Linked DNA regions of Homo sapiens: region 1 is linked to region 2. Evidence: chromatin loops called from intact Hi-C (ENCODE). Cell type or tissue: HCT116. All regions are shown on one strand. Links, peaks and the distances in the headings refer to the core of each region. The heading gives the core; the rest is flanking DNA.

The links. Hi-C counts contacts between places; a loop is a spot of excess contacts. Peaks named below come from ENCODE experiments on the same cell type or tissue, not always from the same donor. Only the 100,000 strongest peaks of a DNase experiment are listed, where the experiment ranks them.
Region 1: a loop joins it to region 2, with 3 times the contacts of the local background. A loop is called at or near these places in 13 of 110 quality-filtered maps.

What each region holds. Positions count from the first base shown.
Region 1 is chr20:62,519,178-62,529,535 of GRCh38, reverse strand. No RefSeq gene overlaps it. Among named protein-coding and RNA genes, the nearest start is that of MIR1-1HG, 26 kb to the left of the region's middle. In HCT116, for the core only: no CTCF peak of the experiment used is centred there; a DNase peak (open chromatin) is centred at 5,485; H3K4me3 peaks cover 607 bases.
Region 2 is chr20:62,610,685-62,621,042 of GRCh38, reverse strand. No RefSeq gene overlaps it. Among named protein-coding and RNA genes, the nearest start is that of LINC02970, 12 kb to the right of the region's middle. RefSeq lists enhancers at 2,372-2,421, 4,089-4,238. In HCT116, for the core only: a CTCF peak has its summit at 4,012 (motif pointing right); a DNase peak (open chromatin) is centred at 4,022.

The DNA of each region.
Region 1 (10,358 bases), core at 3,385-7,384, 93 kb after region 2:
AAGGAGATCCCGTGTGCAAAGTCCTCCCGTGCTGCCTGGCCATGGCCAGCCCTAAACACACAGGCCCACTGGGTGTGTGAGTGTCCAGGGGCCACCAGGACAAAGGACAGCAGACTGGGCAGCTGAACACCAGAAATGCATTGTCTGTTGTTCTGGAGGCCAAAGTCCCAGATCCCGGTGTCAGTGGGGTTGGCTCCTTCCAGAGGCCACGAGGAAGACTCTGTCCCAGGCCTCCCTCCCAGCTCCTGGCAGCTGCCAGCACCCTGGCGTTCCTTGGCTCATAGAAACACCCCCTGGCTCTCTGCCTCCAACTTTCCGTCACCATCACACGAAGATGAAGACGGCCTTCCTGCGTGGGTGTCTGTGTGTCCAGATTTCCCCTTTGTATCAGGACGCACTCACATTGGATCAAGGCCTACTCTGGTATGACATCATCTTAACCAATTACACCTGCAATGACCCTATTTCCAAAGAAAGCCACATTCCAGGGTACTGCGGGTTAGAAACTTAACACAGGAATTTTTTGTGGCCATAATTCAACCCATAACACTAGGACTGAGCACACTGCATCGTTACAGCAAAGGCCTTCCCTGCCGCAAAACAACCTGCACTCAGGTGCTTGCAGCAGCTTCATTCAGAGTCGCCAAAACCTGCAAACATCCAAGATGTGCTTCAGCAGGTGAACAGGGTTAAACGCATAAACAAACTACGGCCCATCCAGACAATGGGATATTATTCTACAATAGAGAGAAATGAAGCCCCACGACGTGGCTCACGCCTGTCATCCCAACCACTCAGGAGGCTGAGACGGGAGGATCGCTTGAGCCCAGGAGTTCACGTCCAGCTTGGGCAACATAGCGAAACCCAGTCTTTAAAAGTAAAATAATCGTAACCAACTATGATATTTGAATATGATGAATCTGATCAAGAATAAAGGGAAACGTGTATCAAGGTCTGAAAAGATCTGAAGGAACTTTGAAGGCATATTGTTAAGTGAAAGAAGCCAGTCTAAAGAGGCTGCATGACGCATGGTTTCAATGAATGATAGCAGGTCCTTGAATAATGTTATTTCCTTTTTTTTTTGTTTTTGAAACGGAGTCTCGCTGTGTCGCCCAGGCTGTAGTTCAGTGGCGCGATCTCGGCTCACTGCAAGCTCCGCCTCCCGGGTTCACGCCATTCTCCTGTCTCAGCCTCCCGAGTAGCTGGGACTACAGGCACCAGCCATCACGCTCGGCTAATTTTTTGTATTTTTAGTAGAGATGGTGTTTCACCGTGTTAGCCAGGATGGTCTTGATTTCCTGACCTCGTGATCTGCCTGCCTCGGCCTCCCAAAGTGCTGGGATTACAGGCGTGAGCCACCGCACCCGGCCAATGTTATTTTCTTTAACGTTGTTTCATCATAATGTTGAGAAAAGCAAATCTGCTCCCACCCAGGGCCACTGTCCGGGGAGCCTGTGCATCGCCCCAGGTCCGCGTGGGTTTTCTGTGGATGCTCCAGTTTCCTTCCGTGCCCCAAAGATGTGCACGTAGGGGAGCTGGCGTGTCGAAGCTGTTCCCGTCGGAGTGCCTGCCCCAGGACGGAGTGTGAGTGCCCACTCCAGGACGGCAACTCCCATAGCGGCGTGCGCTGTGTCCAGGTGGGTTCCCGCCTGGTGCCCCGAGATGGGGGCATGAGCTCTAGTCACCCTGAACTGGAATAAGTGGGGAAATAGTTATCTTACTTGTTTTTAATAATCCTTCTTAAATTCTTGATTAAAAACGCACAGTTCACATTTGTTTCCATGTTTAATATTAGAAGGGCTTTGGACTTTATTTAGAAGTTTGGTGATGTTTTTGTGACCAGAAATATGCCATAGGAACTTAACTCTTGTTCATGTTAATTAGCCTGTGGTCAAATTCATTTTGTTATACGTCATTTTGCTTAAAGTCCCAGTTTCCAAAAACCTATCAATGATATGAAATGAAGCCTTACTGGGTATGACACTCTTGAAAAGACGAAACCACGGAGACAGCAGAAAGACCAGTGGCTGCCAGGGTTAGGGCGAGGAGGGGTGAACAGGAGGAGCCCAGAGGGTGTGAGGGCAGAGGGCAGTGGAGCTGCTCCATGGGACGCAGCGGGAGGGGGAAATCTGTGCCGTTATAAACAAGTCAGACCCACAGAACACCCAGCGCCAAGAGCGAGCCGTGTGGTAAAGGGCGGACTCCGGGTGATAAGGACATGTTGACATGTTGATGCCCGGTCACCTGCTGCAGCCACTGCACCTGTGGTGGGATGTGGACCGTAGGGGGCGGGGGCGGGGGGGCCGTGCACATGCTGGGCAGGGGGCATAAGGGAACTCTGTACTTCTACAACATTTTTCTGTAAAACTAAAACTGCTATTATAAAAAATAGTCTCTTAATTTTTTTAAAGCTCACCAGACGTACACAGTAACTCTCTGTATTATCGCAAATTTTCTGTAAATCTAAAATGGTTGCAGAAGAGGTCTCCTCCTGTACCACCTTCCTAAGCCTGCAGCCTGTGCCTGCTGGCGCACCCCGCCCCCACTCCTCCTTCTCCCCATCGTCCAGCCACTGGGGCCAGATTCCAGGAAGAGTCGCTGTAGGGACTTCCCTGCAGCAGAGGAGGGGGCTGAAGAGAAACCCCTGGTGGCCCGGCGCTCAGAGCCTCCCCAGCTTGGCTTCACCTAAGCAAAAGTGGAAAGGAGCCTCGGGGCCTGGCCCACCTTCATCATCAGTACCAGCGGCTAAAGCAGGGTTGTTGGGGGCCGTCCCTCCACTCAAAGTGGCCCCAGGGAGCCACCTCTACAGTGACAAGGGTTGCCCCAAGGAGAGGAACTTGGGTCCGATGCCCCCCACCCTGAAGCTTGGGAAAGGAGCACGGAGGAGGGACAGGCCGAATGGCCCGCTTGGGGTAGACATTAAAGGGAGCCAGGCTGCAGCCACTGCCCACCCCACCAACACCTGCTCCACAGTGGCTGGGCAGGGGAGGCTGAGCGAGCAGAAATGCAGCATCACGCAGCCAGGCCTGGCTCCCCAGGTCCCCAGAGCCACCCCATCATCCCGGCTACCTCTCCGCAGACCCTCCCTGTGGGGTCAGCGCTGGCAGCACCTCCTTCCTGTCAGGAACCAGCAGAGGAGAGACCTGTAGCAGAAGCAGTGATGTGGTGAGATGACATCCAAAAGGGACATGGCCCTTCCACTGAGAGGCTTCCCCAGAGGCACAACAGGAGACTTGCCAAGGTTTGCAAAGATGCAGTGAGGCTCAGCATGTCGCCAGGGGTGTGTTAGGGCGGGGGTCCCAAGAAATGACAGCCACCCGGCCGTCCCATCATGGTAGCCAAGGCACTGCTACCCACTGAAAGTTCTTCCCTGAGTGGAAGGAAGAATAATGGCTCCAAAGATGTCTTCATTCTAATCTGCAGAACGAACAGGTGGCCATGTCACCTTACATTGCAGATGGGATGAAGGACATGGGATGGGAGGTGACCCTGGGTGGGCCCAGTGCAGATCATCGCAAGGGGCTCAAGCGGTCAGGGAAGGTAGGAGGCGTGCAATGGAGCAGGGAGCATGGGCCATGCTGCACAGCTGGCCTTCAAGATGGAGGCGGGGCCACGAGCCAAGGGACGCAGGCACTTCCAGAGGCAGGGGAGGAGGGAGCGAGCCTCCCCTGAAGTCTCCAGAGGGAAGCAGCCTGGCCCACACCTTGATTTTGACCCAGGGAGACCCATGCAGACCTCTCCAAAACTGTAAGACAGTAAAGCCAGGTGGCTTCGAGCCACTAAGTTTGGGTCCGTTTGCCACAGCAGCCACCAGAGACTGACAAGCCCGGGAAGTCAACCACTCGCGTTGGAGCTGAAGAGACACAAGCACTAATCAGCCACCCACAACGACCACCGTCCACTCCCAAACAGTAGTAGAAACACTGGGGGAACCCCAGGTGACTTTCCCGTCAGAACGGCCATCCGAGCTTCCACAATGGGTGTGTCTCTTTCTCACTGCTGGTGGGCCGTCCCTGTCCCTCATCTGCGTCAGGGGTGGCACAGGACGCTGCCACAGGGACCTAGCAGTGGCTCTCGGATGGCACCCAGGTGACAGGGTGCAGGGCCCATGGATGCCCCCTTCTCCATCGCCTTCCTCTTTATCTCCACCTGAGCAGGGACCCGCTGGGTCCTCACTGCCTTGCATGACATCCCCCGAGCCGGGAGGATCTGGCCCCTGGGACAAGTAAGGAAACGTGCGAGAGAGCCCCCCCCACTCCCCCCGCCATGGCCTGCAAGCACCAGGGTCCAGGGCCCAGCTCCTCCGCCACAGGCAGCCTTGCTGTGGGTTTAGGGGCTCTAAAGGGCTGGCTCGGGGCTGGCTGGTCACTGCCGGGTGCTAGCTGGGGTTAGGGGATGCTCGACCTCTCTGCTTCCCGGAGATTGTGCTTTATTTAACAGTCTCAAGACCCTGGCGTCCCTTCTCCACAAAGAAGGCAAAGGGCCACCCCAGCCGGGGTAGGAGGCCGCAGGGAGCCAGCTACCGGCCGAGGCCCACTCGTCCCCGCTCCATTCCTGCGTCGCGTCTCCCGTGGGAAGGTGCCGTGAAGACGTTGAGCAAAGAGCATCTTGCGGCTCACGGGGATTTCCCTCGCGTCCAGGCGAAGTTTGGGTTGGAAGTTGCCAGATGGAAACTTCATTTTTCCTCAACATTTCCTGCCCAGTTCAGTGTGTAATTGGCTCACACATCCCCTTGGCGGTTTAGCAGAGAGTCCAGCCCAGCGCAGCTTATAAAGAAGATAAATCTAAACAAAGCTGGGGGAGAGCCGTCTGCAGCCACTCACCCTTCTGCTTCTTAAAGAAAAAACATCTCTTCTCTTTGCTGTGAGGCCACGAAGCGGATGCCCCTCCCTGCCCCCAACAGAAGCCTCCGGAGACTTACAGCAGCCTGGGGGAGGGGGGAGCTCCTGGGACCCTCCCCCAACACAGAGAATCTGCAGCTGACAAGGGTGAGCCTGAGCAGATGCTGAAGCCCGGGGGGCTTGTTCCCACCCAGATGGGGCAGGTAAGGGCCACCTGAGGGGGGCTGAGGCAGGCGGGGGGTGGGAGTAGGAGCGCCCCAACTCTCCTACTGTTTACAGTGGGCAGATATTAATTTTTTAAACTGCTTTTTTTAAATCTCCAAAATATTCTTCAATAGCGCACCCCATCTAAAAGATAACAAAATAATCTACTGAAAATGAGAGGCCTCCTTGTTGGGCTTATATTTTTTTATTGAGAATCTTGGTCCCATTGTTGAAAATCAATGAAAGTCCACAGGAGCCAACAACAAACTTCAGTCACTTAGTTTCTTGAAATAATGCAAATGTTTTTCTCCATTTACTGTAAAAAAATTTTAAAGAGAGACTGTACAATTCTGTTAAGCATGCCGCTCATATGTTCCAGACGGGTGGCGGGTAGGGAGCATCAAAGGGAGGGTGGAGCTGCGGTGGGGAGGTGGCCCTGCCTGGTCCCCGCCCCTCTGAGGCCCCTAGTTCCTCTGACTCACCCCCAGGGACATCACCTTGTCACTCGCCCACAAGGGCGGAGATCAGAACGGGCTGGATCCTCGCTCGCCAATGGTGTGAGGCCGAACAGCCGATCGGCTCGTGAAAATAGAGGCTGGAATTCTAAAGAATATTCAGAAATGACCCCATTCCCCGCCATGCCTGCCAGAGAAGCAGCTGGGCAAACAGCAGTGAGCAGGCGGGGTCTCTGTTTGAGTTCATTCCCCAAGTTCCAGGCACCCAGGGGCTCCGGGCACAGACATGGGGGGCTTCCTGCAGCCGGGCTGACACGGAGAGCTCTGTCCAGTGCAACCCTCTCCATCGTGCGGACTCTTACCAGCCCACTTCTCAGATGAGGAAGCCGGTTTCAGAGAAGTGGCAGTGCCCAGCATGGCAGAGCTGGGACTCCAGAGGGTGTCAGCGTCTCCGCTGGACGCCTGCACTCACACTCCCAGGAGGGCTCTGGGGAGGGCCGGGGGCAGATGGAACCTAGAGGGCCTGAGTCCACATCTGCCCAGGTCTGCCCCCAACCCCTCCCACAAGGACTGGCTAGAAAAGTGAAGGCAGCCAGCCATTAGAGAGCATGGGGAGGGAGTGAAATGGGGTTCCAGGAGGGTCTGGGTGGGTGGACCTCGGGGAGGCCTTCTGGGACTCAGCAGTGAGAGAGAGACAGAGACACAGAGAGACAGAGAAGGGGCAGAGGGCACTCTTCCACAACTGGTGGGGAGGCCGCTGAGCTGCTCACAGGACTCTCATTCATGTGGCCCAGGCAGCTCTGACCTTTTTTACCCTGGTGACATTTCAGCGAGTCATGGTGGTGGCCCCAGGCGGGGCTGCGTGAGATCCGGGGCTGCGGGAGACCCAGGGCTGCAGGAGGCAGGGGGCATAGACGGTGTGGGGGCATTGCTAGAAAACCCAGACCACCTGTCCCAATCACTGGACGGCTGTCCAGACAGGAGGTCACAATAGTCCATGGTGCCAGCCTGGCTGGACCAGGCTCTTATCTCCCCGTGCGTCGTCGTCCAGAGCCCCGATTAAGACCGAGGCCACACACCCGAGCTGGAGTCAGGGGCTCCCCCAGCCACGCTGATAGCCCTGGGAATCTCCAGGGAAACCACAGAAGTCACCGTCTCCCTTACTCACTTGGACTTTCAAGGTAGATGCTGAGCAGATGGAGATTCATGGTAGGGCTGACCTGAACCAAATCAGAGTCAGTCAGCCTGGGGGGACCATCCTCTACCCACTGGGTGGCAAAATGTCTACCTATTAGAATTATTTTAGATCCAAGAGTATGTTAATATTTTTTGTGTTAACCAATTAAAACTTTATGTAAAGCTCAAGGTTGTTGTTTTTTTAATTAAAAATTCCAACTAGAGAACTTGAGTTCTGGGGGTCACTTTTCAGATAAACCAGCAAAGAAAAATCTATGAAAGAATTGATAGCTGAACTTCATTAAAATTAACAAATTCTACTCTGCAAAAGACACTATGAAAAGAATAAAAGCCAGCCACAGAATATGCAAAGAGCTCTTAAAACTCAACAATAAGAAAATAAACAACCAGCTGGGCGCGGTGGCTTACACCTGTAATCTCAGCAATTTGGAAGGCCAAGGCCAGTGGATCACTTGAGATCAGGAGTTTGAGACCAGCCTGGCCAACATGGTGAAACCCTGTCTCTACCAAAAATACAACAATTGTCTGGGCATTGTGGCACATGCCTGTAGTCCCAGCTACTCAGGAGGCTGTGGTGGGAGAATCCCTTGAACCCGGGAGGCAGAGGTTGCCGTGAGCTGAGATCATGTCACTGCACTCCAGCCTGGGAGATAGAGGGAGACTCTTGTCTCCAAAAAAGAAAAAGAAAACTAACAACCCTATTAAAAATGGGCAAAAGGCCGGGCATGGGGGCTCACGCCTGTAATCCCAGCACTTTGGGAAGCCAAGGCAGACGGATCACGAGGTCAAGAGAGCAAGACCATCTTGACCAACATGGTAAAACCTTGTCTCTATTAAAAATACAAAAAAATTAGCTGGGCGTGGTGGCACGCACCTGTAATCCCAGCTACTCAGGAGCCTGAAGAACCCGGGAGGTGGAGATTGCCGTGAGCCGAGATGGTGCCACTGCCCTTCAGCCTGGGCAACAGAGCGAGACTCTGTAAAAAAAAAAAAAAAAAAAAGTGGGGGTGGCAAAAGACCTGAACAGACACCTCTCCTAAGATCTACAGATGACAAACCAGCATATAAGAAGCTGCTCCACGTCCTACATCACCAGGGAAACGCAAATTAACAACAACCAAGAGATGCCACCACACACCTACTAGAGCGGCCAAAACCCAGAACACGGACAGCACCGAACGCTGGCGAGGATGTGAAGAAACAGGACCCTCAGCCGTGGCTGCTGGGAAGGCAACATGGCGCGGCTGCTGGAAGACAGTCTGGCGGTTTCTTACAAAACTAAACGTGCTCTTACCACACGGTCCAGCAATCGTGCTCCTTGGTATTTACCCAAAGGAATTTAAAACTTACGTCCACACAAATTCCCACAAGTGGATGTATACAGCAGAAGTGCTTCGGGTGGTAACTGGATAAACCCGAGTCATATTCGGTGCTGAAAAGAAATGAGCCGTCGAGCCGCAAGAAGTCACAGAGAAACCTCAAACGCTATTGCCAGTGGGAAGGAGTCAATCCAAAAATGCTCCATGCTGTGTGATTCCAAACATACCACATTCTAGAAAAGGCAAAGCTATGGAAAAGATCCGAGGTTTCCAGGAGTTTGTGGGGAGGGAAGAAAGGGCTGAATAGGAACACAGGATGTTTAGGGCTGCGGAAATATCCTGTATGATGCAGTAGTGACGGTGGATACAGGACTTTACAGAGTTGTCCAAACCCACCGAATGGGCCGGGCGCGGTGGCTCACACCTGTCATCCCAGCACTTTGGGAGGCCGAGGTGGGCGGATCACGAGGTCAGGAGATCGAGACCATCCTGGTTAACACGGTGAAACCCTGTCTCTACTAAAAATACAAAAAATTAACTGGGCACGGTGGTAGGCGCCTGTAGTCCCAGCTACTCAGGAGGCTGAGGCAGGAGAATGGCGTGTACCTGGGAGGCGGAGCTTGTAGTGAGCCGAGATGGCACCACTGCACTCCAGCCTGGGCGACAGAGTGAGACTCCGTCTCAAAAAAAAAAAAACAAAAAAAAATAAACACCACTGAATGTGCAGTGTTAAGAGTGAAGTATGACCTCTAGTTAATAATGATGGGTATCAGTATTAACTCATCAATTGTCACAAATGTACCGCACCAACATGAGACGCCAATAGTGGGGGAAGGGCACACGGAGGCTTTCCATACACTCGATTTTTCTGTAAACCTAAAACTGGTCAAAAATATAAAGTCTATTAATTTTTTAAAAATTAGAAAATCCAGCCAAAGTTGTTACAGTTTTTTGTTTTGATTTCTGATATAGAGTCTTGCTCCGTCACCCAGGCTGGAGTGCAGTAACGCAATCTCGGCTCACTGCAGCCTCAACCTCCTGGGCTCAGGTGATCCTCCCACCCCAGCCTCCCCAGTAGCTGGGACTACAGGCGTGCGCACCACGCCCAGTTAATATTTTGTATTTTTTGTAGAGACAGGGTTTCGCCGTGTTGCCCAGGCTGGTCTCGAACTCCTGGGCTCAAGCAATCCTCCTGCCTCAGCCCCCCAAAGTGCTGGGATTCCAGGCGTGAGCCCCTGTGCCCGGCGCAGTTTTTATGTTATCTTCAGGATTGAGATCCTCATGTGTACATGGTTTGGGATCCAGAAAGCCATAGTTGTAATAAAATAACTAGAATATGACAGGAGCAAAGCAGGAACGGCCCTGAGGCCCATCACCATCCCCCGCTGGCCGAGAAAGACCGTGTTCTGCCCTGGGGCTGAGGGGCTGCACCGAGGGCTGCGGGGGTTGGGGGTCTGTTTGCCTCATTCCCCAGACATCCCCAATGGACACGTGCACTTGCCCATCACACCCAGACCCAGCTGCCTGTGCGTGGCCAGTGGGACGAGGCCTGGGGGAGGCAGAGGGCAGTGTGTGAGAGTCAGCAGAATTCTTGTGGGGCTTTTACCTCGGCCTCCGGAGACCCCACCCGGTGTGCATGGGCCTCCACATATGGCTCCAGAGAGGCCGAGGCTGGTGTCTACAAAAGCTGAAGGGCCCCAGGTTCTTGGGGACTCCTGCTCCCAATCCACTCTATACCAGGAACAGTCCCCCAAAATCGGAGGTGAGGCTCCTGGCGGGGCTCGAGGGGTCATTGAGGGGAAGAGCCCGGGGTTTGGACTCCAGACCCCAACACTCAAAGGGGTTTCAGGAAAGTCCCTGACCTCTGGGGACCCCATCAACAAAGCGGAGCTGAGGACCCCTGCCCTCCGCCTCCACTTCCTCCAAGACTCACAGATAATGGAGGGGGTGGGGGTGCTAGGAGATACCCAGCCCTCAGCCACAGCTGATGGCCCCAGAAAGTCCGTCCTCTCCACCGCATCCACCAGGGCTTAGGGTGGCCAGCGACAGAGGGCTCTGGACCTTAGCAGAAATGGGGCCTGGCGCTGGGGACCCCGGCAGGCTAAGCCCCACCCAAGTCAGTGTGGTTAGAGTTTTGGACCCCTAGAGACTCAATGCCACCCCCAGCACCAAGAATAATTTCTCAACTGGCCCCGCTCCTCTGGGCCAGGCATCCAGAGCCATGGGTCCCAAGAGCCACCCAGGTATGCGTCCGAGTTCTGGCACAGGAGGGGTTGTGGGGAGAATCCGGCCCTCTCCACTTCGGGACGAGAGGCAGGGGTGTCCACGTACCAAGACCCATG
Region 2 (10,358 bases), core at 2,057-6,056:
TGAGGGAGGCACCGGAGGGGTGGGGGCACAGGGTCTGCCTCTTGCACTTGAGTGCTCTTCCCCCCACCCCCAGGCCTGGACGTGGGCGGTGACGGCTTTTGCATGGGTCCTCCGGGCAGCAGGCAGGGCTTGCACAGGGGTATGGGGCTTGGGAGGGGCATGGTGCTGCCATCTGTCCAGAAGAGGGGTCTAGGGCGAGCAGAGCCCCCCGCCCCCCGAGTGCTAACAGCCTCCTGGGGAGGAGACTCTGTGCCCACAAGGGCCTGGACGCCTGGGCTCAGTCAAGTCCGCCCCTCATGGTGGGGCTTCCCAGGCTCTTGTGCCCTCGGTGTGCAGTGCCCACCTGATCCTTCGCTCGCCCAACCTCAGAGCCCCTGCTTCTCCCACAGACACTGATAACACTCATCTCGTGGCTGTCAACCCAGAAGGGATGCCTGCAGGTGGGGGCCAGCAATGAGGCCTTCGAAACCCCAATGCCATGACTCTGTGGGGGATTTGGCACAGAGGGTTTTATTGTATTGTCTTAAAAATTTAAAACCAATACCCATTTCCATTATTAAAAACTTTCAAGTTTGTTTGAAACAATTTGGGTGACAATATACTTTTTTACTCTACATTTTATTAAATCTAAATACAATCAAGGATTTCTGATAAAAATTTAGTGTCTGATTGAGATGGTCTATAAGTGTAAAACAAACACTAGATTTTAAAGACTTAGTAGAAAAAAGGGAGAGTAAAATCACTCTTTAATAATTCTTTAGGCCAGGCATGGTGGGTCATGCCTGTGATTCCAGCACTCTGGGAGGCCAAGGCAGGTGGATCACCTGAGGTCAGGAGTTCGAAACCAGCCTGGCCAACATGGCGAAACCCCATCTCTACTAAAAATACAAAAATTAGCTGGGCATGGGGTGGCACACGCCTGCAATCCCAGCTACTCGGGAGGCTGAGGCAGGAGAATCACTTGAACCCGGGAGGCAGAGGTTGCAGTGAGCCGAGATTGCGCCACTGTGCCCCAGCGTGGGTGACAGAGCGAGACTCCATCCCTCAAAATAATAATTCTTTGTATTGATTATCCAAGTGATAATATTATGGCTCTATTGGATTTAAATAAAAATAGTATTGGCTGGGTGCCGTGGCTCATGCCTGTAATCCCAGCACTTTGGGAGGCCGAGGCGGGCGGATCACCTGAGGTTGGGAATTCGAGACCAGCCTGACCAGCATGGAGAAACCCTGTCTCTACTAAAAATACAAAATTAGCTGGGCGTGGTGGCGCATACCTGTAATCCCAGCTACTTGGGAGGCTGAGGCAGGAGAATAGCTTGAACCTGGGAGCTAAAGTTTGCAGTGAACCGAGATTGTGCCATTACACTGCAGCTGGGGCAACAAGAGCGAAACTCCGTATCAAAAAATAAATAAATAAATAAAAAAGTATTAAAATTAATCTCATTTGTTTATTTTCCCTTTTGTCAGTATGGCTGCCAGCACAGGTAAACTTACATGCGTGGCTTTGCTACATTTTTACTGGACTCTGCTCTTCTAGATGCTCAGAACTCTTCGAAGCCTGCAGGTTTGAACACACCACCTAGCAGAAGCTCGGAAAGGGCGGCTTGCAGCCACACAGCTCCGCAGCTCCATTATCTGGTGCCCAGCAGGGGAGGGGGTGTGGCGTGTGAGTGGGCATGAGCGTGCACAGGTTTGTCGGCGTGTGTGTCTCTGTTTGGGGGGACTGTGTGTGGGTGTCCATGTCACTCTTCTGAGGCAGGGACAGTCTGGGCCGTGGTTCCTAGGATGGGACCAGAGGCCTCTCATCTCGCGCCGAAGAAACCCTGCAGATGAACAATCTGGTCTGGCATTTCAGAGACAGAGTGGCCCATCCCCCGACTGGCCCAGCATTTTGGGGATAGAGTGGGCTGTCTCCACTGACCCCCCGCTTTGTGGAAGGAAGCTCTGCTCACCAGCCAGGGGGCAAGAGGAGACGCTGCTCCCCGTGCAGAACCGGGGGCTGCTTTAGGTTCTTGGGTAGTGGGGCCCAGCCTGGAAGCTTCCTCTTTCTCTGGCCCCACAGTCAGCCCACACAGGATGGAGCCTTCAGGGAGGTCCCTGGTGGTCCTCCAGCCCTGGTGAGTCAGGAGCGTTGGGCGGGAAGGTCGGTCTGTGTGGCTGACCTGACACCTCCACCTGGGTGCATTTACCCGGGGGAGAGAATTCCTCCCCTCAGAGCCCCGGGGAGGGGCTGGGCTCTGGGGTTGCTGGCTGCTCCTGGCCTTAGCTGCCCGTGTCAAATGCCACATCCTGGGACCTCGTGATCTCAAAATTACTCAGACCTGGGACCCCCTTGTACAGGAAACGGCAGGTCATGTGGGGTCACCGGGGTTTCACAGTGAACTGTCATGGGGAACCAGAGTGGAAATATTTGCAAAGCCATCATTCTTTTCTTAGACAAAATCTCCCATCTTCTGCATGGGTGGGGCAGTTTTCCAAGGCATGACCTACGGATGTGGAGGGGGTTGGGGTTGTGACCTTTGGCTGGGGGCAGGTGGGGGTCAGGTGTGAGGCCAGACCTAGGCCTGGCCTCGAGTCTCTGCCCTATGCCATCTGTAAAATGGGCCCACGGATCCCTCCAGCCTCCTGGTCTCTGGGGGAGAAACAGACGAACCCTGTGGGGCTCTCAGGGCTGGCCGTGCAGGAGACAGGTCCTAGTGGGGCACAAACAGGAAGCCTGCCTGGGGTAGTGTCGGCTGAGGAGCCGCCACCCCTTCCTCCTCGTGTCTCACAGTGGGCCTGGCAGGCCGATTCGGGGCCTTCCCGGAGCTGCAGAGCCCTGGCATTGCTGAGTCACATCCGAGAACAGGAGGGTGGAGAACTCCCAGGCGGGGACAAGTGTCCTCAGGGTCTGCTGTCCCGCTGTGTGCCCGGAATGGCCTGACCCACCCACCTCCGGCTTCTCTCCCGGTTGTCACGTGAGACTGTGAGACCCCAAGGAGGCGCCAATGGCTTTTATTTCATCAAAATCTCGTGGATTTCAAGAAAGCAGAAGACCTGGGCCACTGTGGGTGTCACCCCTCCGGGTGCCCAAATTGGCTTTTCCTGGAGCCCCTTCCAGCGCCTCAGCTGGGCTCTGGAGTGACACGCAGAGTCACAGGTGCCCCAGGCTCACATCTTCATTGCTCAGTGATGTCTTGGCCCCAGGCAAGGCTGGGCCCCTAGGTGGCCTTGGGGCAGGGGACCCCACTGACCTCACTGACCACTGCCTCCTGGGATCATCCCAGTATGTGCTGGTGACTTCTGCATATGCTGCGGGCATTTTTCTATGCATAGACATATTATATTTTTGAAAATATAAGAAGGAATAAAAGGAAACACTCACCCAGATCCAGATCTCTGTAACTGCTGCATAAGCTGCCCCAGGCACTGTGGGGGCCCACCTGGTTCCTGCTGCCCATGAGGGAAGGAGGTCACCTGCAGGCCCACCTGGCCATTTGTCAGTCTTGGGGGCAGAAAGCCAACACCCTCGGGGTCTCATGAGAGCAGGGAGGGCCTCTAGCAAAGCCGCAGCTGACCACGGCCACACTTGTGTCCCTCGGGGCTGGCTGGGATCCGCAGCCACTGCGTTGCCCCATGGGAGGGAAAGACTCTTGCGGGCCCCGCTCCAGGGACGATGTCTCCATAACTCGGTGTAACTGGGAACCATTGAATCAGAGCACTTCTTTTTAAACGGTTTTCAGTCATGCTTGAGGGAAGGAGCCTGTTCTTCCACCGGTAGGTACAGCTGCCAAAGCTGACATCTCAGGGTCTTTTTTTAAAAAGTCTTTCTCGTAACTCTAATCAGTTCTGCATGCAGGAAGTCCAATTGGGCCTCACGTCACCACCAAATGCGTGGGGTTCCGGGAGGCACAGAGGCCCCAACAGCCCAATCCCTGCGTGGGGTCCACTCCTCTCCCTGCGGGTGTGGACCTGTGAAGTCCCCGGGGCCTTCCCACTGGCCTCCCAGGCAGTGCCTCTCCTGGCCATGAGAGGGCAGCCTCGCCCCTGCTGAGCCCAGGCACCCAGCGACCCCAGCTGGAATCTGCTGCTGTGTGGATGTCCGTCGGCCCCTGCTGGGAGCCCTCCTGGGACTCCTCGGAAACCAGCATCTCTGAGGAGGAACAGGAAGGTCTCTGATGAGCTATAGTCCCCACGGCCCTTGATGGGCACCCTGAGCAGGGTGGAGCAGCGGGGTGGATAGATTTGGGATCCCAGAACACTAAGGTGCAGGGAAGCTCAACTTCAGCATCTACCTGCAAGCTCCAGGTGCAGAGGTCAGAGGAGGCCCCCAGCACACGGGTAGGGGAGGCCCAGGTGCCTCTAATCAGTTCTGCATGCAGGAAGTCCAACTGGGCCTCACATCGCCACCAAATGCATGGGGATTACAGACGTGTGCCACCACGCCCTGCTAATTTTTGTATTTTTAGTAGAGACAGAGTTTTGCCATGTTGGCCAAGCTGGTCTCAAACTCCTGACCTCGGGTGATCTGCCTGCCTCAGCCTCCCAAAGTGCTGGGATTACAGGCTTCAGCCACCACCGCGCCTGGCCGGAAATACATTTTCTTTCCTTTTAAAAAACCAACACAAGTTCATTATAGAAGTTTAGAAAATAAGAATAAGTCAAGAGGCTGGAATAAAAGTTGCTTCTAATCCCACAGACCCTGAAAGATGGGGGCACTGGTTACCCAGGTGAATGAACAGCCTTACCACCATTTGAAACCATGACAGCATGTTTAGATTCTACTCATCACTTTGCCCCCTACCCACCAAAGGCCAGGACCCCTAACCCAGGAGGGCAGGAGAAGGGGGACTCCCTGACCAACTGGAATCTTGGGGGTAAGGGGCAAATGAAAGCATTGTTCATGCCTTTCAGAATGGGGACCCCTCCTCACTCTTACCCACCACGATCCCCAAGAGATCCAAGCCCAGCCCCAGGCAACGTGCCGGGTCGGCTGGTCGGTCTCTACTCTGCAGCCCCCATGATGTGACAGCGACCTGAGCCCGCACAGTGCTCAACATGTGATCGAGTGAAAGATCATAAAACACGCACCACGTTGGCTCATTTGACAGACATGTGCAGCATGAACATTATAAACACACTGGCGTGATGCAGATTCATGGCCTACACAGACAACAACATGCAGGAACATGTACACAGACAACAACACACAGAAACAACATGTACACAGACAACAACATGCAGAAACATGTACACAGACAACAACACACAGAAACAACATGTACACAGACAACGACACACCAAAACATGTACATGGACAACAACACACAGAAACACGTACATGCAACCGCTACCACCACCCACCATCTGAACTTTCATCATCCCAAACGGAGGCTCTGTCCCCATGAAACAGCAACTCCCTGCCACTCCTACCCCCACTCTACTTTCTGTCTCTACGCGTGTGGCCACTCTAGGAACCTCGTACGAGTGGAGGCACGCAGGACCTGTCTTTCTGTGTCTGCTTATTTCACTCAGCACAGTGTCCTCCGGGGCCGTGCAGTTCGTAGCCGGTGTTAGCAGTCCCTTCTTTTTTAAGGCTGAGTAATATTCCGTTGTGTGAATAGACCACATTTTGTTCATCCACCGAGGGGCGCTTGGTGGCTTCTACCTTTGGGCTACTGTGACTAAGGCTACTGGGAACACAGGTGTACAAGTGCAGAGCCAGCTTTCAGGTCTTCGGCCACATACCCGGTTTCCAGAAGCGGCACTGCTGAATCCCAAGGTGATTCTACTTTTGATTTTTGAGGACGTGCCACGCCGTTTGCCAGTTTGGCCTGTTCTGTGCTTCCGCTGGGCAGAGTCACTCAGTTCGCGTCGTGCGTGCCAGGCTGTCTCACGAGACGTTAGGTTGCGAGATGCATCCAGGTTGTTGAGCACAGCTGAGGCTGCTCCTTCACGGGGCCATAGTGCATGGCAGATCCCACAGTGTATTTACTCACACGAAATGGTTGGCAGGCGTCTGGGCTGCTTTCAGCTTGAGATAATTATGACCGGGCGCTGTCAACTCTCTAGCACACACATTTTGGGAACGACGTATGTGCTTCTGATGGACTCGGTGGTGCAGGGCGTGCACGTGCCTCAGCTGGATGTTCATAATCTCCATCCAAGCCAAATGCTCTTGGAAAGAGGCCGTGTCTGCTTGGTTGTATGCAGTAACAATAACAAGGTTAACAATGGCCACGCGCATTTATCGGACGCTTCCTTCGTGAGCGGTGACCCTATGATAACTCGTATGAACCTCACACCAGACACTACCATGTCCCACATTCGAGATTAGGATAAAACAATGAGGAGCCGTGGCTGCCCGGGTCCCATCGCCAGTGAGCGTAGAGCTCGCACTCAAACGCAGGCAGACGCCAGCAACTGCTGCACACAGTCTTCCTCCACGTCTGAAAGGTGGCTGAGCGAGGCCGGCCACGCTCCTGCACCTCTCCGTCACTCGCACGACCTTTTTAACAAATCAGTTTTAGCTGAAAAAAAAAATGGTGATGGCAGCTGCCCCTGCCACCCTGCTGCTTCTGCCTCCTCCGCTGCACCCAGGGCTCACTGGGTCTGGTGGCCACTGGCAGAGCGTGCAGCCTTCCCCGGGCTCTGCACTTGCTTGTGAGTCCCAGGATACCCCTCCCACAGGATGCTTCGAAATTACTGTGGAGAGCGATCCACGGGACAAAATCAGTGGGGATGGAAGGTGGTGAGTCAGCATGTTAGATAAGAAACTGACCCGCTTCTCTAGTAATCTCTTCTGATTGACAGCAAGAAAGTTCACATGGTCCCTCAGTTCCCCAGAGAGTGTTTTTGGGGAGAACCAGGACTCGCATGCCCTTCATCACCTACTTCTTTAATTCTTCACCTTCTTTCTTACAGAATAGTACACACGTGATGTTCACCATTTGTGCAACTCTCTTTTATTCTACGTGTCAGCCTAGCCTGGACACCATTCCATGTCAGTGAATAACATGTCAATGAATATTCTACAACACTTTCAGTGGCTGCGTGCCTTTCTACCATGATTTATTTAACTTTTGAGACCGTTTCCAGCTTTTCGTATTATATGTAATGACTGTTCTTCCATGCAAATTTTTGTGCAGAGACTCATCCTCTTAGGACACATTTTAATGAGTTTTATTGGGATTGGGTACATTGTTCCAGAATGCACCATTGCCCCCACCCCCATCCCCAAGAAGATGTGCCCATTTATTTCTGCTAGCAGGTATTTTCCCAATTCTTAGGCCAGAATTGGTTTTACAATTTAAAATGGTATTTGCTAGTTTGACAGAAGATAAATTGAATATCACGGATGCTTTCATTGCATTTCTTTGATTCAAGAGAAGTCAGGCATTTGTCATAAGCTTATTGGTTAGAGTGTAATTGGCAAATATGCCTGTTCACGTCTTTTGCCCATTTTTCTAGGGGTGGGCTTGTCTTTTAAAAACTATATTGCTTTATGAGAACACAATTAACTCTTTGTCTGTAATGTCTATTGAAAATATGTTCTCTTAGTTTGCCATTTGCTTTTAATTTTGGTTTATGGTATCTCTAACTATACAGATGCTTTTAATTTTCATGTAGTCAAATATATCAATCTTTTCCTTTGTGATGCTTGGAAAGGCCTCACTCATTTCAGGGCCATAAAATGATCTATATTCATTCCAGTTATTAAACTGTCAGTAGATTTAGGTACGTGGTGACATAAGACTTCTCATCTCCACTTCAAATAGCTCATTTCAATAATTGGTCGAGTGAGTAGAGATCACAGATGGAATATAATTATATGGTTTGAAAATGGATAGAAGTGGATATTTCCTGTATATTTCCAAGGAACTCCCCTCATACAAACTTGTGAGTCTCCTGTCCGTGGGGAGGACTGTTTTTCCTCTATCAGTCACCTCTCCGTCCACTGGGACATGACTTCCTGAGGCCTGGGGCCAGTTTCAACCACTGCTGACCCCGGAGTACAGACTCCTGATCTTGCTGAGGATCTGCTGGACAAGCAAAAGTGATACCCAGGGAATATTACTCAGCCACAAAAAAAGAATAAAATCCTGTCATTTGCAGCAACACAGATGGAACTGGAGGCCATTATGTTAAGTGAAATAAGCCAGGCACACAAGGACAAATATCGCACCCTCTTACTCACACATGGGAGTGAAAAAAAGCGGGTCTTGCTGAGGCAGAGAGAAGACTGATGCTTACCAGAGGCTGGGAAGGGGAGGGGAAGGGGAGATGAAGAGAGGCTGATTCACGAGGGCAAACACCCAGTTCGATAGAAGAGAGAGGACCCAATGTTTGACAGATCACTAGGGTGACTATAATTACAATCAGCTATTGTCTATTTCAAAATAACTAGGAGAGAATCATTCTAAATTGGACAAATATTTAAGCTGATGGATATCCCAATTACACTGATTTAACCTTTACAAATTACATGACTGGATTAAATTATCACACGTACCCTGAAAATGTGTACATCTATTATGTATCAAAGATTTTTAATTAAAAAATTTAAAAAGCACAGAGAGAGTGTCCCCTAGATATGGGGGGTGCAGGTGTGATGATTCCTTTGGGAGACACCCCGTGCTTGTGTCTGCTCATGTTGCGTTTGGACGTCAGCACGCGAGGGGCCTGGGGTAGGGTGGGTGTCCCAGGGAGGATCTCCGACGAGGCTGCCCAAGGCCCCCTGTGCCTGGAGGTGCTGTTGAGGGGAGCGTACCTCTTCACTGCTCACAGCACACGGGCAATAGAGAGAAGATCTGACTTGTGGAATTTCATCAATCACGACTATTTTAGTTTCAAGGGTTGAAAATTGATTAAAGCTGGAGCCATCATGCATCGTATGGATCCAGGAGGCCCATCTCTCCTCTCTCTCAGGCGTGCTCCCTCCCAGACCCGCGTGTCAGCAGTTTTCCGGGAAAGCAATCTTTTTATGTGTAGCATTGCCGCGGTGGATTACTGTAATGACGCTGTCTGGCTGGTCTGCGGGCAGCTGCCAGCCTGGTGGGGCGGGAGCTGGAAGGAGGGCATCTGCAGGCCCCTCCGCCTGTGCTCTGCGACTCGGGCTGGGAATTCGGGAGTTCGTTCTCCCTCCTGAGCTCCTTCAGGGAGGCGGTGGTCCTTCCAGGGCCTCTTAGTTGGACGGCCGCTCAACCTGCCCATTTTCCCACCTGAACTGTTGATCTCGCCAGTATTTCTCCGTGTGTTTGGCCTAGGTTTGCACTGGCATTTGACACGCCCAGGGACAGGGGGCCTTTGAAAAAGATATTTTCTCCTTAATGGACATTTCACCCAAAATGATTCCCTGTCAAGGGCTCCACCTTTGTCAAAGTCTTCTTCCTTTTACCTGTAGTATAAGTTTTGTTGGCATGTTTCTCTCCACAGAGTCACTGGGAAACGAGAGCACACTCCCGGGTGGACTCTCAGCCACGGTTCTCCCCTCCCCACGGCAGCAGCATGTTCCCACACCCTCGCGTGGGACCTCAAGGCAAGAAGAGTCTTCTTCCACCTCCTGGACTTGAGCTCCACCACATAACTTCCATTGGCCAATGGGATCTTGGTGAACATGGCACAAGTGAAGGTTTGAATTGCACATGGGCAGTCAGGCTATGTTCTGGCACTTCCGTCCTCACCATGGCAGGAACTGGCCCCAGGCAGCCTGCTGGTCCCAGGAGGACAAGAAACAGCAAGCAGAGCAGACCCTTGCCCACAGCCAGAACCAGCTGGATCAGCCCGTGGACATGGGACTCAGAAAGAAATGTTGTCTACTGTCTGCAGCTGATTGTGGCTGTTTGTTACACAGCTGTAGCTGACTGATACAATAAGGAACTCAGGTGACAGTGTCTGGTGTTGATCTTATTGGTTGATCTCCCAAATATCTTTGGTGTTCTTCATTCCCCATCTCTGTCACCCTTCCCAGGTTCAAGCCATCACCTTATAGAACAGTAACAGCCTGATACTCCCTGCACCCTGGAGCATCCCTGCTTCCTTCCCAGCCAGCCCCTCCAATCCAGTCCCTTCTAGCATGGAGCCCCTTGATAGCTCTCTCCTGCTCTTAGAAACCGACCAGACCCCTCTCCAGGTCTCCAGCCTCCTGCCCCTCCCACCCCCGTACCATGTACGTTTTAACCACAGCAACATCCACGCCATGCTCTTCCCTCCCAGACAATCTCCAGTCATCCTCCAGTCTCAGCTAAAATGTCACCTCTTCCAGGAAGCCCTCTGGTTAAGCCCAGACTCTCTGTCATATTCTAAGCACTTATCATGTTGCATGTTCTGTTAGTGGGTGATCATCTGATTCAAGCTGGCCTCACCCACTGGACAGT